Linked DNA regions of Homo sapiens: region 2 is linked to region 1. A link is an interaction called in ENCODE POLR2A ChIA-PET data of the cell type or tissue named here. Cell type or tissue: PC-9. All regions are shown on one strand. Links, peaks and the distances in the headings refer to the core of each region. The heading gives the core; the rest is flanking DNA.

Evidence for each region. Peaks named below come from ENCODE experiments on the same cell type or tissue, not always from the same donor. Only the 100,000 strongest peaks of a DNase experiment are listed, where the experiment ranks them.
Region 2: POLR2A ChIA-PET joins it to region 1 with 32 read pairs; 4 of 35 experiments call an interaction of 5 or more read pairs at or near these places.

Annotation. Positions count from the first base shown.
Region 1 is chr16:14,377,214-14,389,046 of GRCh38, forward strand. No RefSeq gene overlaps it. Among named protein-coding and RNA genes, the nearest start is that of LINC02130, 13 kb to the left of the region's middle. In PC-9, for the core only: no CTCF peak of the experiment used is centred there; a DNase peak (open chromatin) is centred at 5,538; H3K27ac peaks cover 1,455 bases.
Region 2 is chr16:14,433,329-14,445,161 of GRCh38, forward strand. It overlaps PARN (poly(A)-specific ribonuclease), which reads right to left. Exons shown (of 24, transcript NM_002582.4): 24 at 2,373-3,444. The coding sequence ends at 3,389. Among named protein-coding and RNA genes, the nearest start is that of LINC03107, 11 kb to the left of the region's middle. In PC-9, for the core only: no CTCF peak of the experiment used is centred there; no DNase peak of the experiment used is centred there.

The DNA.
Region 1 (11,833 bases), core at 3,044-8,043:
AACTGGCACGCGGCAGAGCTCAGAGGGTGGATCTCCAGGGTAAAGGGGCCAACAGGTCCCAAGCAATTCGTTAGGCTTCATGGCTGGACGGGCGGCCACTTCTTTTGTTGCAGCTTTTTTCTAAAACCCTGAGATTTCCCCTAACAGGGAAGTAAATGTAGAGAATTCAGAATGAGCCCTCATGTTCAACGTGCAGCATCAATGGAAGACAGCCTGGAGGTCCCTCAAACAAACAAACTTAGAATCACCCTGTGACCCAGCAATTCCACTCCCAGGCATATGCCCAGCAGAATTGAAAACATCTGTGTACACAAAAACTTATGCATGAGAGTTCACAGCAGCATGACTGGTAACAGCCAAAGAGGGGCAACAACCCAGATGTCCAGAGAAGTAACTGGTCTGTCCACACAATGGAGTATTACTCAGCCATTAACAAATGAAGTCCTAGCCATTAATAAACAAACAAAAAAAAGACTTGCTGGGGCTGGGCTTGGTGGCTCAGCACTTTGGGAGGTCAAGGCGGGTGAATCACTAGCGGGCAGGAGTTTGAGACCAGCCTGGCCAACATGTCAAAACCCCGTCTCTACTAAAAGAACAAAAATTACCCAGGTGTGGTGGTGCACACCTATAATCCCAGCTACTCTGGAGGCTGAGGCAGCTACTCTGGAGGCTGAGGTGTGGTGGCTCACACCTGTAATCCCAGCACTTTGGGAGGCCGAGGTGGGCTGATCACTTGAGGTCAGGAGTTTGAGACCAGCCTGGTCAACATGGTGAAACCCTGTCTCTACTAAAAATACAAAAAATTAGCCAGGTGTGGTGGTGCATGCCTGTAATCTCAGCTACTGAGGAGGCTGAGGCAGGAAAATTCCTTGAACCGGGGAGGCGGAGGTTGCAGTGAGCTGTGATTATGCCACTGCATTCCAGCCTGGGCAAAAAGAGCAAAACTCTGTCTCCAGAAAAAAAAAAAAAAAAAATTAAGTACTTATGAACGTACATCTGGCAGGAAAAAAAAAAAGTAGTGCTGACACAGGAATGAGCCTTGAAAACATTATGCTAAATGCAAGATACCAGACACAAAAGTCACATGTTATTTGATCCCATTCATATGAAGAAGAAAAAAAAGGGATCCTGGAATTTGGACATGGGAAAGTCTAACGGGTTCCACTCTGGCCACGGAGATGAGCTTACTGAGGCTGGAAGGGGAAGAGATTTGCCCTGTGTCACTTGGATATCCTGTTACCTGATCGCCTGAAGGAAGGGTGTGGTTGACCAGAGCTGGGCTTACCCTAGGTGGGAGGAGCTGGGGAAACAGAAAGGCCTGTCTCTTGGCTATCAGGGGAGCTTTATGCAGAAGCCCTGGTCTGCACGCTGATCCTTCTAGAAGCCCGAGGTCCTTCATCTTTGCCAAGACCAAGGAGCGGGAGGGAGACATGAGACCATCCCCATCGCTGTGTATTGAAGATGGACCAGATACCAGGCACGCTGCACAATCCCCCCATTTTGCAGTGGAAGAAAGAGATGGGGAGGGGTACACGGGCCCACCTGGCTGAGGCCACAGGGCAGGCAGGACACAGCTTGGGGTGCAGCTGGGTTCATGTGGTCCCAGACGATGAGTTGCCCATTGAGGAAAAGGTTGACTCAGAAAGGGCTCCGCACCCCCAGGGATTCCTGCACTGAGCTGGTTAGTTGAGAAACAGAGTGGCAGGACAGTGAGTCACAAGGCTTCGTGAACCCACGCGGAGTCCCCCAGCCCTCTCCACCTGCCCCAGGCCTTCTGGGAGTTTTTACAACAACCCATGGGATTGGGGGCCCTTTTCCTTCCCGGGCCCAGCTCCTTCCTGGTAGCCAGCCCCGTGATGCCCCACCTCTCCTGTCCACTCCCCTCCTTGAAGCCACTCAGAGGCCTGGGGGCAATCTTGTCTCTGCACTTCTTCTCCCAAGTCCTGGGCAAGTCCCCAGGCTCACTCTCCATGCCTGCCCAGTGAGCCTCCTGGGCCATCGGAAGGAGCCCTCAAGAATGTGCAGTGGGGTTGGACAGCTCTCCTGTCATGCTCCCTCAGCGCCACAAGGGACCAGAGTTACCCGGTCCCCACCCCAACATCTCCATCCCAGGACACACGTCAAGGCCTCGGCCAAGGAGTGAGAAGAAAATGTGAGCTCAAAGCAAGCGGGCATCTTTGAATTGAGCCTGGATCTCTTTTTTTGAGATGGAGTCTCACTTTGTCATCCGGGCTGGAGCATAGTGGCGCAATCCCAGCTCACTGCAACCTCTGCCTCCTGAGTTCCTGGGTTCAGGCGATTTTCCTGCCTCAGCCTCCCGAGTAGGTGCCAGGCACCTGCCACCACGCCTGGCTAATTTTTTTGTATTTTTAGTAAAGACGGGGTTTTACCACGTTGGCCAGGCTGGTCTTGACCTCCTGACCTCAAGTGATCTGCCCTCGACCTCCCAAAGTGCTGGGATTACAGGCAAGCCTGGGTCTTTCTGGAGATCCTGGGAGGGAGGAGGAGAGGGAGGACCTTGGGCCACAGGTAGGACACACCGCCTAATGCATCTATCCAGGGCCAAGGCGGGGTCAGGATGAGAGGGACAGGCCTCCAAACAAATCAGAGTTACCCTTGGCTCTGAATCTAAGTCCAGAGGGACTTGGCGGAGAATGGGGAGGACCTCTCAGACAGACCCTCACTGTCCCTCTAAGTAGCTGCCTCCCCACCCAACCCCCAGGCCCATCTTACCAAACCAGAGCCCACCAGGCTACTCTGCTTCTGTTCATATAAAAGCTTCAGTGGCTTTCCAGTGCTCGGCACTGGGAAAGAGGCCCAGCCCTGCCTCCCTCCCCAAGACCAAAGCTGGGACACTCCTTCACTCCCATCCTTGCTCCAGCCATAGGGAGCTGGCCCTGAGCCCCGTCATGATGCCTCCTAGGTCTGCCACGTTCTGTTCCCCCACTGCCCTTTCTCCTCTGCCCAGAAAATTCTATCCAACCTTCAAAACTCAACTCCAACACTGCAGCAGTCACCCTTGAGAGCCTTAGGGACCAAGCCTTTATCATCTTTCTATTTTTGGCACTGAAAACAGTACCTGGGCAGAAGGTATCGCCCGAACGTGTCTTCTGAACGGCTGGGCCACGGGGTTTGCCTTGAACTAAAACCTTACAAAGGGGGTCGGTCCAACCTCCCAACTCTCCAGTCTGGGGGAATTCAGAGATTCTACAGTGGAGACTGGGCAGGAACTATAACAACGTGAATGGCAGAGGGATAGACTGGAAGAGAGTCCAGAAAGAGACCTGAGCCTCCATGAGAACTCAGTCTGCAGTAAAGGAAGCATATCAAAGTGGGCGGCAAAGGACTTGTCATTCAAAATGGCCAGTGATTTGGAAAATGAGCAGAGTTCGATGCCTACTTCACCTGGAAACAAAAGCCAATGGTTAAATGTTTCAATGCAAAGACACAGAAAAGCAAAAAGAAAAAGTACACAGCACCGGAGACAAGAAACCATGAAGCTCCCTTATGGTAAAATGGGCCACATACGAATCTTACATTCCTGTTCTTTTTAAGGCTGTGTTCAAAAATGAAAGGCAAAGGACAAATTAAAAAAATATTTATAACATTTGATAAAGTGTTATCATTTCTTATCATTTAAAATGGAAAAGACTAGGCACGGTGGCTCATGCCTGTAATCCCACCACTTTGGCAGGCTGAGGCGGGAGGATCACTTTAGGTCAGGAGTTTGAGACCAGCCTGGCCAACATGGTGAAACCCCATCTCTACTAAAAATACAAAAATTAGCCAGGCGTGGTGGGCGCACCTGTAGTCCCAGCTACTCAGGAGGCTGAGGTAGGAGAATTGCTTGAACCCAGGAGGCAGAGGTTGCTGTGAGCTGAGATGGAGCCACTGTACTACAGCCTGGGTGACAGAGCAAGACTCCATCTCAAAACAAAACAAAACAAAACAAAAAACAAACAAAAAAATACAAAAATTAGCCACGCAGGGTGGCATATTTTAAGGACAAAAATAAGTACATAGGCATCGTAAATATCACCCACATTTGTAGTTTTGTTTTTTTTATTGAGGTGAAACTCAGACATGAAATTTGCTGTTTTAAAGTTTACTATTCAGTGGCATTTAGTACATTCAAGATGTGTTGTCCCAGACTGAGGGAGGAGGATCTCTTGAGCCCAGGAAGTAAAGGTTGCAGTCAGCTGAGATTGTACCATTGCACTCCACCCTGGGCAACAGAATGAGACCCTCATCTCAAATAAAAATAGGCCGGATGCAGCGGCTCATGCCTGTAATCCTAGCACTTTGGGAGGCTGAGACAGGCGGATCACCTGAGGTCAGGAGTTTGAGACCAGCCTGACCAACATGGAGAAACCCTATCTCTACTAAAAATACAAAATTAGCCATGTGTGGTGCCACGCACCTGTAATCCCAGCCACTCGGGAGGCTGAGGCAGGAGAAACGCTTGAACCCGGGAGGTAGAGGTTGCACTGAGCTGAGATTGCACCATTGCACTCCAGCCTGGGCAACAAGAGTGAAACTCCATCTCAAAAAATAATAATAATAATAATAAAAAAAAGATAAAAAGCAAATCCCAAAGGTGAATACAATACAGAAACAAGTAACCTAATTGCATATCAAATTGATAACATAATCAAAATGAGAAAACTTATTTATTTATTTATTTTTTGAGATAGAGTCTCACTCTATGGCCCAGGCTGGAGTGCAGTGGCACAATCTCAGCTCACTGCAGCCTTCACCTCCCAGGTTCAAGCGATTCTCCTGCCTCAGCCTCCCGAGTAGCTGGGATTACAGGCGCCTGCCACCACACCTGGTTAATTTTTGTGTTTTTCATAGAGACAGGGTTTCACCATGTTGGCCAGGCTGGTCTCGAACTCCTGAACTCAAGTAATCCGCCCACCTCGGCTTCCAAAGCGCTGAGATTACAGGAGTGAGCCACTGTGCCTGGATGAAAACTTATTTCTGTTAATACTACCTGTTGAACACAGTGATCTTACTGTACCTCCTCAGGGTGATATATATTCAGTGACATATTTTAAGGACAAAAAGAATGACATAGGCATCTTAAATAGCCCCCATGTCTGTGTGTGTGTGTGTGTGTGCAAGCGCGTGTGTGTTTTGAGACGGAGTCTTGCTCTGTCACCCAGCCTGGAGAGCAGTGGTGCGACCTCGGCTCACTGCAACCTCCGCCTCCCGGGTTCAAGCGATTCTCCTGCCTCAGCCTCCCACGTATCTGGGACTATAGGCGCGTGCCACCACGCCCAGCTAATTTTTGTATTTTTAGCAGAGACGAGGTTTCACCATATTAGCCAGGATGGCGTCAATCTCTTGGCCTCGTGATCCACCCGCCTCAGCCTCCCAAAGTGCTGGGATTACAGGCGTGAGCCACCGCGCCTGGCCTGTCTTCTTTTTTTTAATTGAGGTGAAACTCACATGAAATTAATTAAAGTTTTAAAGTGTACAACTCGGTGGCATTTAGGACATTGAAGATGTTGTGCAACTATCACCACTATCTATCATCACTATCTGGAACTTTTTATTGCCTCAAAAGAACACCTCATCCCCATGAATCAGCCACTCCTTACTCCACCCTTCTCCCAGGCCCTGAAAACCACCAATCTGCTTTATATCTTTTGTAGGTTTGTTTTTAGAGGTTGTTGCTATTACAATTTTTGAATAATTGTATACTTAGTGTAGGATAAATACTAATGTTTTTAGGGACCTAGATTTTCAGTGTGTGAAAAAAGAGATATAAATATAAAAGTAGTTATGATGAGGCCAGGTGTGGTGGCTCATGCCTATAATCCCTGCACTTTGGGAGGCTGAGGTGGGAGGATCACTTGAGCCCAGGATTTTGAGACCAGTCCAGGCAACACAGCAAAACCTAGTCTCTACCAAAAAAACAGCCATGGTGATGCACACCTGTATTCCCAGCTACTTGGGAGGCTGAGGTGGGAGGATCTCCTGAGCCCAGGTAGAGGCTGCAGTGAGCTGTGATTGTGCCATTGTACTCTAGCCTGGGCAACAGAGCGAGACCCTATCTCAAAAAATAATAAAAATAAGTGCAGTTAGGATGAACAGCTGAACAGCCATTTTTATACCAATATTCATAAGAGCATCATTCACAATAAGTCAAAAGGTAGAAATAACACCCGTGTCTATTATCAGATGAATGATAAACAAAATATGGTATATAAAGACAATAGAATATTATTTAGCCTCAAAAAAGGAAGGAAATTGGCTGGGCGCGGTGGCTCACGCCTGTAATCCCAGCACTTTGAGAGGCCGAGGCGGGCAGATCGACCACGAGGTCAGGAGATCGAGACTACCCTGGACAACATGGTGAAACCCCGTCTTTACTAAAAACACAAAAAATTAGCCGGACATGGGGGTGGGCACCTGTAGTCCCAGCTACTCGGAAGGCTGAAGCAGGAGAACTGCTTCAACCTGGGAGGCAGAGGTTGCAGTGAGCTGAAATCGCACTACTGCACTCCAGCCTGGGTGACAGAGCAAGACTCTGTCCAAAAAAAAAAAGAAGACAATTCTGACATAGGCTACAATACAGATGATTGTCAAAAACATCATGCTTTGTAAAAGCAGATAGTCATGGCAGGACAGACAGTGTGTGATTCCACATATGAGGTTCCTAGAGTAGTCAGATTTATAGAGACAGAAAATAGAACGGTGTTACCGAGGGCTGGGAAGGGAGATGAGGAGTTTGTATTTAATGGATACTGAATCGTGGTCTGGGAAAATGAAAACATTCTGGAGGTGGATGGTGGCGAGGGCTGCCCAATAATGTGAATGCACTTAATGTCATTGAACTTAAAAAGTTAAGAAGGTCAGGCCAAGTGCAGTGGCTCACACCTGTAATCTCAGCACTTTGGGAGGCCGAGGTGGGCGGATCACCTGAGGTCAGGAGATCACCAGCCTGACCAACATGGTGAAACCCCATCTCTACTAAAAATATAAAAATTAGCTGGGCATAGTGGCACATGCCTGTAATCCCAGCTACTCGGGAGGTTGAGGCAGGAGGATGGCTTGGACCTGGGAGGCGAGGGTTACAGTGAGCCAAGATTGCACCACTACACTCCAGCCTGGGTGACAGAGTGAGACTCCATCTCAATAAAAAAGAAAAATTAAGAAGGTCAATTTATGTTATGTATATTCTAAAAACAATAAAAAAAGTAGTTATGAAAACACTCTTGACATGTGACGTTTACATTGGAACTATCAGTATCCTCTGTTGATATCTCCCTTATCCTTTGTTTCACTTTCCAAGGTTTCAATTTTATATGTATACATATAAGATTTATCAGTATTCATGCATGAGTTTGTTGTTTTGTTGTTTTTGAGAAAAGGTCTTGTCTTGCTCTATCACCCAGGCTGGAGTGCAATGGCAAGATCTTAGCTCACTGCAGCCTCTGCCTCCCAGGCTCAAGTGATCCTCCCACCTCAGCCTCCAAAGTAACTGGGACAACAGGTGTGTGCCACCAAGTGCAGCTAATTTTTGTATTTTTTGTACAGATAGGGTTTCACCATATTGCCCAGGCTGGTCTTGAACTCCAGGGCTCCATCCATCTGCCTGCCTCAGCCTCCCAAAGTGCTGAGATTTATAGGCGTAAGCTACCATGTCCAACCCACGCATAATTTTTTAAAAATACATTTTAGGTCTCTGTCCACTGAAATAGCCTGGGGTAATGACAGCCCAGCAGCAATGAGCACATCTAACACCCAGGTCTGGGATTCTAAACACCATTTCCTCTTAACTAAGAACTGAGGCTCTTTGGAGAAATGGCTGATTCCAGCTGAGCTTACGATATCTTGTATAGAAAATCGAGAAAGCTATCAAAGACAAAAAGAATCACATCAAAGGGACATAGAAGTCAGGTCGAAGGGACATCCGTTGGCCACACAGGGACTTTTAAACATCTAGAAGAATAATGACTATAATGAAGTATAACATATTGAATAATAAATTGGATGAATAAAAATCCATCTGTCCATATTGACAATTATCCTCATTATTCAAGGATCTGATATTTGCAGATATGCCTACTCGCTATAATTTATTTGTAACCCCCAAATCAACAGCACTTGCAACATTTTCATTGTCAATCACAAAGGCAAAGCAGGGAAAAAAATCTTAATCTCCTGACGTGAGTGCTCCCAGGGGAGGTCAAACAAGGTGACACTCTGCCTCCTTTCAGTTCCCATACTGTAAACAAGCGTCCTTTTTGTAGTCGATTTAACCAGATGTGCCACGTTTTCTGTATTTGTGTAGGTGATTTTATCACTTAAAATGGTCCCCGTGTACTGCTAATGTGATGTCCAAAGTTTCTTTTCTTTTTTTTTTTTTTTAGACAGAGTTTCACTCTGTTGCCCAAGCTGGGATGCAGTGGCGCAATCTTGGCGCACTGCAGCCTCCGCCTCCCGGGTTCAAGCAATTCTCCTGCCTCAGCCTCCCGAGTAGCTAGGATTACAGGCATGCACCACCACACCTGGCTATTTTTTGTATTTTTAGTAGAGACGGGGTTTCACCATGTTGGCCAGACTGGTCTCCAACTCCTGACCTCAGGTGATCTACCCGCCTCAGCCTTCCATAGTGCTGGGATTACAGGCGTGAGCCACCGTGCCCAGCCTTAGTGTCCAATGTTTCTAAGCAAGGAAAGCTGTGATGAGCCTCACAGAGAAAATGTGTATGTCAGATAAGCTTCACTCAGAGACAAGTTGTAGTGCTGCTGGCTTTTAGTTCAATGTTAACAAACCAAACATGTATATTAAATAAGGCATCTTCAAACAGAAAGGCAGATAAAACCAGGTTATGTATTCATCAGTTGACAACATGACCAGAGGCTTACAGGAACTAAACCTATATTTCCCCTGGAAGCAAGGGTTCAGCATGCCTTAATTCAATGTTTGCTGTGGCAACTTTAGAAAACATAACTCACTCTAATAAGAATTCACTGAACTTAAAAAATAAAAGTGGGGGAAAGCCTTTTTTTTTTTTTTTTTTTGAGACAGGGTGTCACTGCATCACCCAGGCTGGAATGTAGTGATGCAATCACAGCTCACTGTAGCCTCCAATTCCTGGGCTCAAGCGATCCTCTTGCCTCAGCCTCCCAGATAGCCCCACAAGTGCATGCCACACCATGCTCAGCTAATTTTTAAATGTTTTGTAGAAACGAGGTCTCAATATGTTGCCCTGGCTGGTCCCAAACTTTTGGGCTCAAGCGATCCTCCTGCCTCATCCTCCCAAAGTGTTGGGATTACAGGAATGACCCACCACGCCCAGTCAGAAAAGTTCTTTTCTATAGAAGATTACCAGTTCAAATGTAGCAGTTATGATGGAGTTAGCAAAATCACAGTTTTGCAAACCCCAGTGCAATTGTCGATTCAGGCCAGGGTCATGATGAGATGCCAATGTGCTGGGTAAAAGGTCACTGGGGAGCAGGCTACTCACCCAGAGCCAGGACAGCACCCCACAGACTACCTATGGCAGAGGGACAATGACTTGACAATGGGGACATCAAGCAGTGAACACGTAAATGAAGCAATAAGCTCAGGACCCCTGAGTGGTACAGTCTGCTGGCAGGTGCCCCCGTGATGTGACCCAACATCACGTTACCCCTGGGGCGCTAAAATCTTTCATCTCGCCAGGCGTGGTGGCTCACGCCTGTAATCCCAGCACTTTGGGAGGCCGAGGCAGGCGGATCACAAGGTCAGGAGATCGAGACCATCCTGGCTAACATGGTGAAACCCCATCTCTACTAAAAATACAAAAAATTAGCCAGGCATGGTGGCACGCGCCTGTAGTCCCAGCTACTCCGGAGGCTGAGGCAGGAGAACCACCTGAACCCAGGAGGCGGAGGTTGCAGTGAGCCGAGATCGTGCCATTGCACTCCAGCCTGGCGACAGAGTGAGACCCCATCTCAAAAAAAAAAAAAAAAAAAAATCTTTCATCTAGGCCTAACTTTCCAGGGTGCAGGAAATACATGAGACAGATGAACAAGTTGAACGGCTTCACGAGGGAAAAATTAGGCAAATACAGGCCAGACACGGTGGCTCACTCCTGTAACCCAGCACTTTGGGAGGCCAAGGTGGGCAGATCACTCGAGATCAGGAGTTCGAGAGCACTAGAATTGCTTGAACCCGGGAGGCAGAGGTTGCAGCAGTGAGCCAAGACCGTGCCACTACACTGCAGCCTGGGCAACAGAGCAACACTCCATCTCAAAAAAAAAAAAAAAAAGAATTACACAAATACAGTAGTTCTCCCTTATCCTCAATGTCACTTTCCCAGGTTTCTGTTACTCGTGGTCAACTGTGGTTGGAAAATAGGTGACTGGCCAGGTGCAGTGACTCATGCCTATAATCCTGGCACTTTGGGAGCTCAAGGCAGGTGGATCACCTGAGGTCAGGAGTTCGAGACCAGCCTGGCCAACATAGGGAAACCCTGTCTCTACTAAAAATACAAAAAATTAGCCAGCCATGGTGGCACACTCCTGTAATCTCAGCTACTCAGGAGGCTGAGGCAGGAGAATCGCTTGAACCCGGGAGGCAGAGGTTGCCGTGAGCTGAGATTGCACCATTGCACTCCAGCCTGGGTGACAAGAGCGAAGCTCCATCTCAAAAAGAAATGAAAATCGGTGACTACAGTGTAGCAGGATATTGACAGCCCACATTCATAAAACTCATTACAGTATATTGTTATAATTGTGCCATTTTATCATGAGTCCTTGTCGCTGATTTCTTACTGTGCCTAATTTATAAATTAAACTTTGTCAAGGGTATCTATCTACAGAAAGAGACATAGTATTAATATATATAGGGCTCAGTACTAGCCACAGTTTTAGGCATCAGTGGGGTTATTGGAGTGTACTCCCCTTGGACAAGGGGGGAATGCTGTACAGAATTTAAGATAACCTACAATACAAAAAGAACCTAGACTCTTCTAGAAGTCAGTGTCATGGGTAGGGGGAAATGGCAGGACAAAAAAATAGACCCAAAGATTGAAACAATGCAACCAAATGCAACGTGCAATGCATGCGTGATAGGATCCTGGTTTAAAATCTAAAACGTGTCTGGCCGCGGTGGCTCACGCCTGTAATTAATCCCACTATTTTTGGGAGCCCAAGGCAGGCAGACTGCTTGAGCTCAGGAGTTCAAGACCAGCCTGAGCAACATAGTGAAACCTGATCTCCACTAAAAATAGAAAAATCAGCTGGGCATGGTAGCACGTGCCTGTAGTCCTAGCTACTTGGGAGGCTGAGGGGGAAGGATCACTTGAGCCCATGGTATATTTATGACATATAATAAATTATTATAATTTATTATTTATCAAAATAAAGTATAAAATATATTTTTATTTATTTTGAGACAGAGTCTCACTCTGTCACCAAGGCTGGAGTGCAGTGGTACAATCTTGGCTCACTGCAACCTCTACCTCCCAGGTTCAAGCGATCCTCCTGCCTCAGCCTCCCAAGTAGCTGGGATCACAGGTGCCTGACACCACGCTTGACTATAAAATGTTATTTTTTGTTTGTTTTTGAGATGACATCTCACTCTGTTGCCCAGGCTGGAGTGCAGTGATGCCGTCATGGCTCACTGCAGCATCAACTTCCAGGGCTCAAGTTATTCTCCCACCTCAGGCCCCTGAGTAGCTGGGACTACAGGCATATGCCACCGCGCATGGCTAGTTTTTGTATTTTTTGTAGAGACAGGGTCTCACCGTGTTGCCCAGGCTGGTCTTGGACTCCTGGGCTCAAGTGATCCTCCCACCTTGGCCTCCTAAATTGTTGAGATTACAGGTTTGAGC
Region 2 (11,833 bases), core at 3,663-8,662, 57 kb after region 1:
CTACAAACCTTTACAACATGTTACTGTACGGAATACTGTAGGCAACTGTAACCCAATGGTATTTGTGTATCTAAACACAGAAAAACTACAATAAAAATACAGTATAAAAATAAAAATGATACACTTGTGTAGAGCACTTACCATGAATGGAGCTTGCAGGGCTGGAAGGCATTCTGGTGAGTGATAGAGAGTGAATGTGAAGGCCTAGGACTCACAGTTACCCTGAATTTAGAAAAAATTTTCCTTTCAAGAATAAAATGACCTTAGCTTACTGTAACTTCTTTACTTAATAAACTTCTAAATTTTTTTCAACTATTTGACCCCTTTGTAACAACACTTAGCTTAAAACACGTATACACTGGAGCTGATAGGAATTTCCCAGCTCTAAGATCATCTAATGGGACCTCCATTGTTGATGGCAAGGCATGACTGTATAACAAAATGGTAATGATGACCTAGGTGGTGTATGCTTGAAAATCTTCATAATAAAATCTCAAGGGGAAAACTGGACAAATACAAAGTTATGAAAATAGACAGAGCCACAGCGCTTGATCTCCATCCCAGCTCCAAAATCAAAGGACTACAGAACTATTTGCAGGGAAACACGGAAGTTCCCACTCTGATGCCTGCCTCCAGATCTGGCTACCATGCTCAAGAAGCCCCCAGACAATAGCCTTGTTGTCATAATATGCCCCTGGGCCTCGGTATCAAAAGGCCAGAAGTACCATCCTAGGATTTTATGCCTAAAAGATATGTCAAGAAAGCCTGGTGTGTGTGTGTGGAGGAGGAAGTGGGTTAGCCCAGCTCACCTGTTTTGTTTTTGACAGGGTCTTGCTCTGACACCCAGGCTGGAAGCACAGTGGTGCAATCACAGCTCACTGCAGCTTCAACCTCCTAGGCTCAAGCAATCCTCCTGCTTCAGCCTCCCGAGTAGCTGAGACAACAGACGAACACCACCACACCCGGCCAATTTTTAAATTTTCTGTAGAGACAGCGTTTCATCATGTTGCCCAGGCTGCTCTTGAACTTCTGGCTCAAGCGATCCACCTGCCTCCACCTCCCAAAGTGGCAGGATTGCAGGCATGAGCCACAGCTCACCTGTTTTAAGTCATTTGATGCAGCAGAGAAAATAAAGGTCTGGGCATGTATGAAAGCTCCTCTGGGTGTTTAATTCTAAGTCAAATTCCAGTGACTATGTCTGCTCCCACTGATAGAAGCGAATGCAGTAAGCATTTCAGATCAAAAGCATAATCTTTAAATATAACTACAGTTTACTGTGTACTTGCGCGTGCTGGGCATTGTACGTAATTTCATTTAATCCTCACAACTACCCTGTGAAGTTGTTTATTTTCCTTTTGTTTTTGAGACAGATTCTTGCTCTGTTGCCCAGGCTGGAGTACAGCAGCACAATCTCAGCTCACTGCAACCTCCACCTCCTGGGTTCAAGCGATTCTCCTGCGGTCCCGGGTAGCTGGGACCACAGGCATGCGCCACCACGCCTGGCTAATTTTTGTATTTTTTGTAGAGATGGGGTCTCCCTGTGTTGCCCAGGCTGGTCTCGAACTCCTGGGTTCATGTGATCCTCCTGTCTTGGCCTCCCGATGTGTTGGGATTATAGACGTGAGACACTGCGCTGGGCCCCCTCTTTTTCTTTCAAAATCAAGGGTCAGACTCTCCTCATTTCTCCGTGAGTGCTGCTGACTCGGCAGTCCGGCAGCCCTCTCTACACATTCCTGCATACACCCTCCTTTACTGTCTGTCTCCATCCTACCTTCACACTTTCCACTGAGCCGTGTGTGCTGACTACTCTAGGAGGGGTGGGCAGTCCTTCCTGCCAAGCCTGGGTTTCTAACTTTGTGGCTACAAAACTCCAGGGAGTTTTGTAGGAAGGGAGAGGAGCAGGAAGGGGGAAGAGAAGTTAACATGCTTTAAAAAAAAAAAAAAAAAAAATTTTTTTTTTTTTTTTTTTAAAGACAGGGTCTCACTGCGTTGTCCATGCTGGTCTTGAACTCCTGGGCTCAAGTGATCCTCCCGTCTCAGCTTACAGGTGTGACAGAGGCTCTTGATTAGGGAAACTGTCTTACAAATCGGAATCTGCATAACACCCTGGGATTCCAGTGTGAGTGCTAAGGGTCCTCATTCCTCCCACCCTCCTACAAGGCCACTTACCACCAGGGCTCAGCTCGGTACTGAGGAGCCGATCCATCGTGGCAGGTATAGCAGTTAGGGGTAAAAAGAAGAAGAAAAAAATCCATGAACATCAGCCTTAGTGGCTTAGCAGATTTTTTTAGGAGTGTGAAATTTATCTGTGTATTACTAGAGAGCGAAAACATCATTCACTTATTAAAAAAAAAGAGAGGAGAAAACCAGAGTCCTATGAAAATGTTTTTAATTTTCATCTTTTGGAAATACATTTTTCATTTTTATTTCCACCATACAAAAATGTGAAATATCTAACAATGATCTATCTGAAGCGGGTGGAGCAAAGCAGCGCCATGAGCGTTTGTCGTTGCTGTGATCTGTTTCAACGGAGAATGGGCTGGGACATGTTGTAGATTTGCACGATTTCACACACACACACACACACACACACACACACACACACACACACACACAGACACGTACGCACACACGCTGCCGTACCCCGAGACCGCCATCCAAACAAACGAACAGAGACTCTGGAAAGTGAACACAGCGCCACGCATAAGAACAGAAGTTAACCTTTTTACTCGTACATCCCCCATGAGAAACTCACGTCTTAGGAGAAAGGAACTCTACATAAATATGCCCAAAGGCCAGGGCATACGGCAAGCCCTCTCATGGGTGGGCATGAGTGGACATCTTCCTGAAGGAAGGACAAGCTTGAGAGCGTCATGTTTTCAGGCAGCTATGGTGGGAAGCAGGGAGGCACAACCGATTTTTCCACTGGGAGACTAACCGAGGGCTGCAACTGCCTCAAAATCTCAGTGCGAGAAGATGCACAGGCAGGACAGTACACCCCCAAATTCATGATCACAGCAGCTGGAATGTCAGCTCTTTTTGCAGATTTCACAGCCGACACTCCCCATCAGGCAGGTTCTTAAGCACACTGGGTCATGACAGGAAAGGCCTCACAAGAGCAACACGGAATTCACTGGTTAAGCACGTACACATTCATGACAGCCTACAACCGTGATGAGTGTCAATGTCAACAGGCAGTTAGATTAAAAAGGGGAAAAAACCACAGCCACAAAAATAAAACCTGTTTTCTCCCCCCCAGGAGACAACTTGGTTTCCAACCCCTCCCATACCACATTTGATTAAGTTAAATACAGTGCGGCTTCCAAATGTGCCAGCCGGCTCTTGCTCACAGCGACAGCACCAGCGGTTTGCTGCCCTCAGGTCTTGGTTACCATGTGTCAGGAACTTCAAAGAGTGTGGCAGGGCTGTTCTTCGAGATGCTTCCTGGTGGGAAAGAACAAAACAATATGAACAGCAGGACCAGGACGGCACCTTGAGGAGAGCATGACATGACCAGCAGACAGACAGAGGGCCTGTGACGGCTGCAGACGGGGCCAGCGTCTGGCTAAACAGCTGCGCTGGAAAGAGTCCACAGACAGGTCTTGTCTAGGGAGGGCAGTGCCCAGCATGGGAAAGTGAAACCACAGAAACATCATGGGGGCGCGGAGGAAGCACCTCCCTGCCTCCAGCATCTATCTATTTATTTCACAGGAGTTAAACTGTAGCCATGCACAGTATTCCTCACTGAACACCATGCTGGATTCTTTGTTGGCAATACAGCGGGCATTTAATTCATATAATCTTCATTAAAAGCCCACCAAGGTGGTAACACTACCCCATTTTACAGATGCAAGAACAGATTGAGAGAAGTGGGGTAATATGACCAGATGTACAGAGCTAGCAAGTGGCTGAGATGGGGTCTGAATCCTCCCACAGCACCAACATCCCTGCCAAAGTCCCTGGAAACTGAGTTTCTCTGTGCTGTGCTGTGGCTCTGCCTAGGTGAGAAATCTCAGGTGGGCAGCTGAAGGGCAGAGGGAAGCCAACCAGTGGGGGTTCCAATATCTCAACAGGGGCAAAAGAAGGTTGCAGCTTTTTCCAGCTTCGGTGAAGCTGGCTGGGGTCCTCTTCTTGGATTGAAAAGATCTCTTCAGTGACAAAGTTTCACCCCAATGTCAGAAGCCCTTCTTTTTTATTCATGCCACTTTCTACAATACGAGCAGCTGCGGCCAGCAACTGAGCTGGGACTGGACTTCAACGAATGTGAGGGAAGTCAGGAAAGAGCATGTTCATAATGGAAAGTGTGGCCCGACCAGGCGTCAGCTGCACAAGTGGTGCCATGCATTAAGTCATAAAGTAGGGCTGACGGGGGAAACTGGCAGTCTCTCTTCTAGCTGCTAACACCAAGATTTTAGAAAGGGAGAGAAGTCTTTGATGATACCTCCAATGGGAAATAACTTTTAAATACAGAGGGGGTGCAGTGTCTTACAAACTAGGGAATCATATCACTGAGTTCACAGTGGTTATCATCAGTAACAGGGATGCTTAAAAATAACGAGGTCTGAACACAAGAAAAAACATGAAGAGAATTTCAGCTAACATGAGAATTTCTACTTCTGATCATTTACTGTGATAAGATCCAGGGAGTTAGGGTGAGGAGACCGGGAAAGGGTAACCGGACTCTTTCTGCCCTGGGTCTCATCGCTCTGAACAGGCACGTTCTGGGACACCCAGTAAAGATGGCGAGACCACTCTGGAGAAGTGAAGATGGGCAGGAGATGATCCACTGAAAAGGACTCATGGGGTCCAGTGAAGTACTGCAAGGGGCCTGTGATAACCTGCAGCTAGCCTGGCCTTCCCAGTCCCACAATGATACAATAAACACCTAACTGTATGAAAAGAAACATCCATTAAGGGCACTTTTATAATTCACATATGAAAGAAATATTGCAGTAGCCAATTAGCCATTCTAAAGGTAAAAGCTACAATGCCAAATGTGGGGAACTGAAGTAAATTAAATCCAGCTCAGAGGAAAAAGGAAGATAAATTGCTAAAAGCAACTGCACTGCAATACTTGTAATCTGCACCTGCCAATCTGCACCTGCCATTAGTTGGGGGGGGGGGTGTGTGAGTGCACAGTGAGCCACCAGACACACAGGAAGTGGTTCCATGAAGAGCTAACAGGAAATAATGGAATAAGCAAAAAGTTCTGGAGTAAGGCAAGTCAAGTTGGACCATTTTACTAGCTGGATGACCTTGAACAGGTCTCACTGCTTCGTCTAAGATGGACCCAGTACTATTTTATGCTGTATAGGACTTCTGTGATACAGCAAAGTTGCTGGGTAAGTTTTTAATGAACGCTAGGTCTCTTCCCCTAATCAATAAGCTGATCCAACATGGAACATGGCTGTTCCCCAGAAAGCCAACAGTCTATAATCAAAAAGATGCTAGTTTTCACTGTCTACCTGTACAGCTGCTGAGCGAGAATGATGTGTACAAAGGGGCCAGAACTGTAGGAGCCATCTACAGGAGACCCGGACCAGAGGGGAAATGAAGGCCACTAACAGCGTTCTTTCCAGCACCTTCCAGAAAGGGAGAGCTGTAGATCAACAAACGGCCAGTCTCAAAACTGGCAGATAAGAAGGTATGGTTTTTAAAAAGCAGCAGCTATGGTCAGTTTTCCACAGAACTCATTTTCACAGCCCTGTTTTACTGGAGTGTAAGGAATCATTTAGGAACAACTTTTCTTTTTAAACAGATACTTGGCTGTGTGTGGTGGCTCATGCCTGTAATCCCAGTACTTTAGGAGGCTGATGAGGGAAGGCTTGAGCCCAGGAGTTTGGGACCAGCCTGGGCAACACAGGGAGACCCTGCCTCTACAAAAAATTTACAAATTTGCCAGGTGTGGTGGCACACACCTGTGGTCCCAGCTACCTAGGAGGCTGAGGTGGGAGGATCACTTGAGCCCAGGATATCAAGGCTGCAGTGAGCTGTGATAGTGCTACTGCATTCCAGCCTGGGTGGGTGACAGAGTGAAACTGTCGCACAAAAAAAAAAAAAAAAATAGAGGGAGGGAGGGAAGGAAAGAAGACAGGGAGGGAGGGAGGGAGGAAGGGAGGGAGGGAGATACTTAAAAACACCTGCCTTTTGCTACAGTGGACCTTAATCCATAGCTTGCATTATATACAAAGATTAACTTGAATTGTACATTTTAATTGTAAAACCTAAAACTGTAAAACTTCTGGAAGAAAACATAGAAGAAAATATTTGCAACTTAGAGTTATGCAAAGATTTTTTAGATATGACACCAAAGGCAAAATCCAAGGGGAAAAATCTGATAAACTGGACTTCATCAAAATTTAAAACTACTACTCTTGAAAAGACACTGTTAAAATAATGAAAAGAGGCTGGCTGTGGTGGCTCACGCCTGTAATCCCAGCACTTTGGGAGGCTGAGGCCGGTGGATCACGAGGTCAGGGGTTCGAGACCACCCTGGCCAACATGGTAAAACCCATCTCTACTAAAAAAGTACAAAAATTAGCTGGGCGTGGTGGCAGGCGCCTGTAATCCCAGCTACTCAGGAGGCTGAGGCAGGAGAATAGCCTGAACCCGAGAGGCGGAGGTTGCAGTGAGCCGAAATCGTGCCACTGCACTCCAGTCTGGGCGACAAAGCAAGACTGTCTCGAAAACAACAACAACAACAACAACAACAAACCACCACCACCAACAACAACAAAATGAAAAGAAAAACCAACCTAGAAGAATATATTTGTAAAATGCTTAAAAGGACTTGTATCCAGAATCTATAAAGAACTCTCAAAATGCAGTCAGAAAATAAACAACCCTAGAACAAAGGGAAAAAATGAAAAGATATTTCACCAAATAAGAAATCTGGATGGCAAAAAATCACAGGAAAAGATGCTTATTAGTCATTAGGGAAATAAAAACCAAAGCCACAATGAGATACCACTACATACCCATTAGAACTGCTGAACAAACAAGCAAAAGGGGTGTGTATCAATATCAAGTACTGGTGAGGGCGCAGAGTGAGCTGAAGCCTTGTATACTGCTGGGGGAAATCCAAAATGGTGACGCCACTTTGGAAAAGAGTGTATCAATTTCTTATGAAGTTAAATATACAGTTACCATATGACCCAGCAACCCCACTCCTAGATATTTACCCAAAGAAAATGAAAACTTAATTCATACAAAAAACCTGTACACAAATATTTATAGCAGCTTGATTCTTGATTGACAAAAACTGGCAACAACCTAAATGTCCTTCCCCTGGGTGATGGATAAATAGTGATACCTGTATACAGTGGAATACCACTTAGCAGTAAAACGGAGTGTACTGAGGATACACGCACCACCACAAATCACAAATGCATCATGCTAAATGAAAGAAGTTAAATGAAAGGCTCAAAAGGCTAACTATCGCATGATTCCAGGTATATGACATTCTGGAAAAGACAAAATCGCAGGGACAGAAAGAAGACCAATGGCTGCTGGGATCTGTGTGGGGGTTGGGGGAAGGATCAACTCCAAACGGGCATGAGGGAAATTTCTGGAGTGATGGAGTTGTATATCGTGATCATAGTGGTGGTTATATGACTGTACACAGATGTCAAAGCTCATCAAATTGTATACCTGAAAGTGATGACTTTCATTGGGTACAATTATATCTTATTGAAGCTGACCTGGCGCAAGATATTAAAAACAATGTTTTAAAAGAAAACCAACAAAATTTTAATATGAAATACTATGCTTATAGTTAAGATTATTTGGCCAAGAGTTTCTAAAAGGGGAAAAGGCAGGATACAAGCTGCATACAGGGTATGAGGTTGGCCGCAGAGCAACAATGCTTGTTACCACAGCATCAAGTTGGGGGCTGGGGGCTTAATTGTCTTCTATTTTTCTGCATTTTCCAAATTCTCATGCTGAGTACATTATTTTTATTAACCAAAAAAACAAAAAATTAAAAGACGGGGAACACAAAAGGTGAATATTTCTGCTTTTCTCCCCTTTACCTAACTGGAGTTGAAATGGAGAAACTTGAAGGGGTAAGGCATTGCTTTTTCCAGGTGAATCCCAAACGGATTCTAAGAAGCTGCACAGGACACTGGAAGCTTCCCATTGTATCCTCTTCCACAGAGTGGACATCCGTACACAGGAAGGTCCTTTGGGAAGCTGCACTCAAGTTTCTAACTAGGAAACGCTGAAGGGGGTACGCCCTGGGGCCGGTTTCCCACACTAAGAAGGTGAGCCCCCTCCCTGCAAGGCTGATGACATCTTGGAGTTGCCAGGAGGAACAGGGAGGGCACAAATGCGCACTGAGTGCCCTGCCTCTGCCTCACTGCACAGCAGCCCACACCTCCTTCGCCACGTTCACTGCAAACCACACTTGAACATAGTAATTAAAAGGCTCCTTGGGAGGCCGCTCGGCTGCCTCAGCCTGGTCTCTCAGGTGACCGACAGCAGCAGCTGTAGATCTTGTTTCTGACTTTAAGGAGACCAGTAACAGCATGAGGAGACTGCTGCTCTAATTAGGTTCTAAATTTTTATACTGTAACCCTTAGGGTTTCAGCTTGAAAAGTTCAGCAGGTTAGTCAAGACTCCAATAAAACTCCAGGTTCTTTGGCAAACACTTAAAAGGCCTAACATGTTGTTTTAAATGTTAGGGGAAAAAAGACTTTGAACAATGTCTCTATTTACAGGACAAAAAATAACCGGGAATAGTCAATGTATCTCCTTTGGGCATGCCTCTGTAAACACCATCTAACTAAGGTGCTGATGGAACCTGCTGCTAGGGACCAGCCAGCAGTATTTTCACAATGGTCAGCCCAGGCAGCATCAGACCATCCATGCGGCCCTGAGATTCTCCAGAGAAGTGAGGGGGTGGGCAATTTCTCCAGGTCCCAGGAACACATCAACAAGAACAAGTATGTGACAGAAATCCTTCAATTAAACATGACCTGGGAAAACAGCCACACTTCCTGAAGACATTTTATTCCAGCATTAATGGCATGCAGAGTAGTTTTCCTTTGCGTACCGAGTATGTACCTAGAACTGCTTGGATGGAAAGTGGCTGGCACTACCAATCAACAGTCATATCAACAAAAAAGGAGGGGACTTATGCTGTACATTCACCTCCTGAAAATAGGATTGAAACAACCATACTTACAAGAAAAATATTTGCTGAGTACATAGTATACACATAAACTAGAAGCCCTGAAGGAGACTGGTTACTTGGCTTTCCCTCCCTCCCTCCCTCCTCTCTCTTTCTTTGTTTCTTTCTTGAGACGGAGTCTTGGAGTCTTGCTCTGTCACCCAAGCTGGAGTGCAGTGGCACCATCTGGGCTCACTGCAACCTCAGCCTCCTGGGCTTAAGCGAGTCTCCTGCCTCAGCCTCCCAAGTAGCTGGGAGCACCACCATTCCCAGCTAATTTTTGTATTTTTAGTAGAGACAGGGTTTCGCCATGTTGGCCAGGCTGGTCTCGAACTCCTGACCCAAGGTGGTGGACTAACAGGCGTGAGCCACCATGCCCAGCCCGCTTGGATTTCTATCCAGTGACTTTATCACATGAAAGTCTAGATTGGTAATTGTTTCTGATCTAGAACAGCTGCAAGAAACATTCACCTTTGTAATGAATCCTTCATTTCCTCTAAAGTCTGGATGAGTTTCCCCAGCCTCCCACATGTCAGTTAGATACTTTTAAGTCTGCAACTCTAAGCCTCAGTTTCCTCTGTACAACTGGGAAAGAGTATCTGCACCTTACTGCATGTTTAAAAGGTCTAGACAAGACAATAAAGGATGTTCCTAGCACTCTGTCTAATAGTATAAACCCAATAAATAGTCCTTTCTTCCACTATTTTTGTCATTTTGTTATCTGGGATTGGGTCTAGTACTTAATTCTTAGTGTATCTTCGATATCAAAATGTATACTATGAGTTCATGTGCTTGGGTAAAGAGAAAAAATTAAAAGAAAAAGAACAGATATAAAGAGATTACTTTTTTTTTTTTTTTTTGAGACAGAGTTTCGCTCTTGTAACTCAGGCTGGAGTGCAATGGCATGATCTCAGCTCACTGCAACCTCTGCCTCCCTGGTTCAAGCGATTCTCCTGCCTCAGCCTCCCAAGTAGCTGGGATTACAGGTGTGCACCACCATGCCAGGCTAATTTTTGTATTTTTAGTAGACGGGGTTTCGCCATGTTGGCCAGGCTGGTCTTGAACTCTTGACCTCAGGTGATCTGCCCACCTCGCCCTCCAGAAGTGCTGGGATTATAGGCATGAGCCACTGTACCCGGTAAGATTAAATTTTAAAAAATTTGTTTTGTGTGGTATTTGTTGAGCATCAGTTGTTCTGGGATTGCTACAACATAGGATATTCCAGCGTCCTAATTTTTGCTACTTCCTCCTTGGAGAACAGAAAATACCCACAGGTAGTGCCCTTTTATGTCTTTCATGCCCTCACTGCCAGTGCTGGGCCCCCAAGCCCCTGAGGATCTGTTGAGTACCTGCTGAGATGCTTTTCTGAGTACTGGAGCTCACACCCAACGCCTCAGCACCGTTTTGGGTTGGACAGACTTTGTCGCGCCGTGCCTAGCACTCTAATACAGTTCCCGCCACCACCCGAACCAGACCTTCGCGGCTCCTGGCACACTCTAAATACTTCTGAGAGTTTAATGCAGACCCTCAACAGGGCTTGAACTTTGTACTCTCACTCATTATGGGACCTTATTAAAGTAAATGAGCAAGCCAAATTGGCTGATTCCACAGGTTCTGCACCTGATATCCTGACCTATATCCTGCTGATACTAATAGGATTAAACACTGAAAACAAACCAGGTGGAAAGGATCCATTAAGTTTCCACCTGGCACCGTCAGGGGTCTTGCTCGATGAATGGTGCTCCAGAAGAAAGCTCGATTCACTCAAGTTCTCTGATTCAATTAAAAGTTGTCAAGATGTCTCTTTCTCTTTTTTTTTTGGCAGCACTGACAAAGAAGTACAAAATCTACAATTTTTTTTTTAGCTCAAATCTTGTGGCAGTGACAGCTTTACTGTCAATGGGAGGAAAAAAACCCTTATTTTAATTACAGTATTATAAATTCAAAACCCTAAATAACTTATAGAAAGTTTTCACTTAAAATGATGAAAGCTATAAAAGGAACTAATCTATTAATGCAGTCTATTATTAGTTATTTTAATTTTAATATTTTTCAGATTATGCTGATATAGAGGGGAAAAACGAAAAGCTTGTCCCTGAGGAGTAATAAACTAAAAAAATCCAGAAGAGACAGCTATGAAGGACAGGAATACAAGTGGGGAAACCCCCCTGCCCCTCTAAATCCTGCTCAGTACGATCTCTAGAAATCATGCTGACATTCATTATTTTAACATTTGTTGAGCACACGAAACATGACAGTGGTAATAAAGGTATGAAATTTGAAGACTAAGGATGCTACAGATTTAAAACTTCTCCAATACTTTTTCTTCTTTCTTTTCTTGAGACAAGGTCTCACTGTGTCCCCCAGGTTGGAGTGCACTGATGCGATCATAGCTCACTGCAGTCAAAACTCCTGGGCTCAAGCGATCCTCCCGATTCAGCCTCCTGAGTACCTGGGACTACATGCCCGTGCAGCTAATATTTAAATTTTTTTTTTTTTTTTTTTTTTTTTGTAGAGAAAAGGTGTCACTATATTGCCCAGGCTGGTCTCAAACTCCCGGGCTCAGGTCATCCTCCTGCTTCAGCTTCCCAGAGTGGTGGGATTATAGTTGTGAGCTACCATGCCTGGCCCCCTCCAATAGTTAAGTCAGGGAAAGGACAGGAG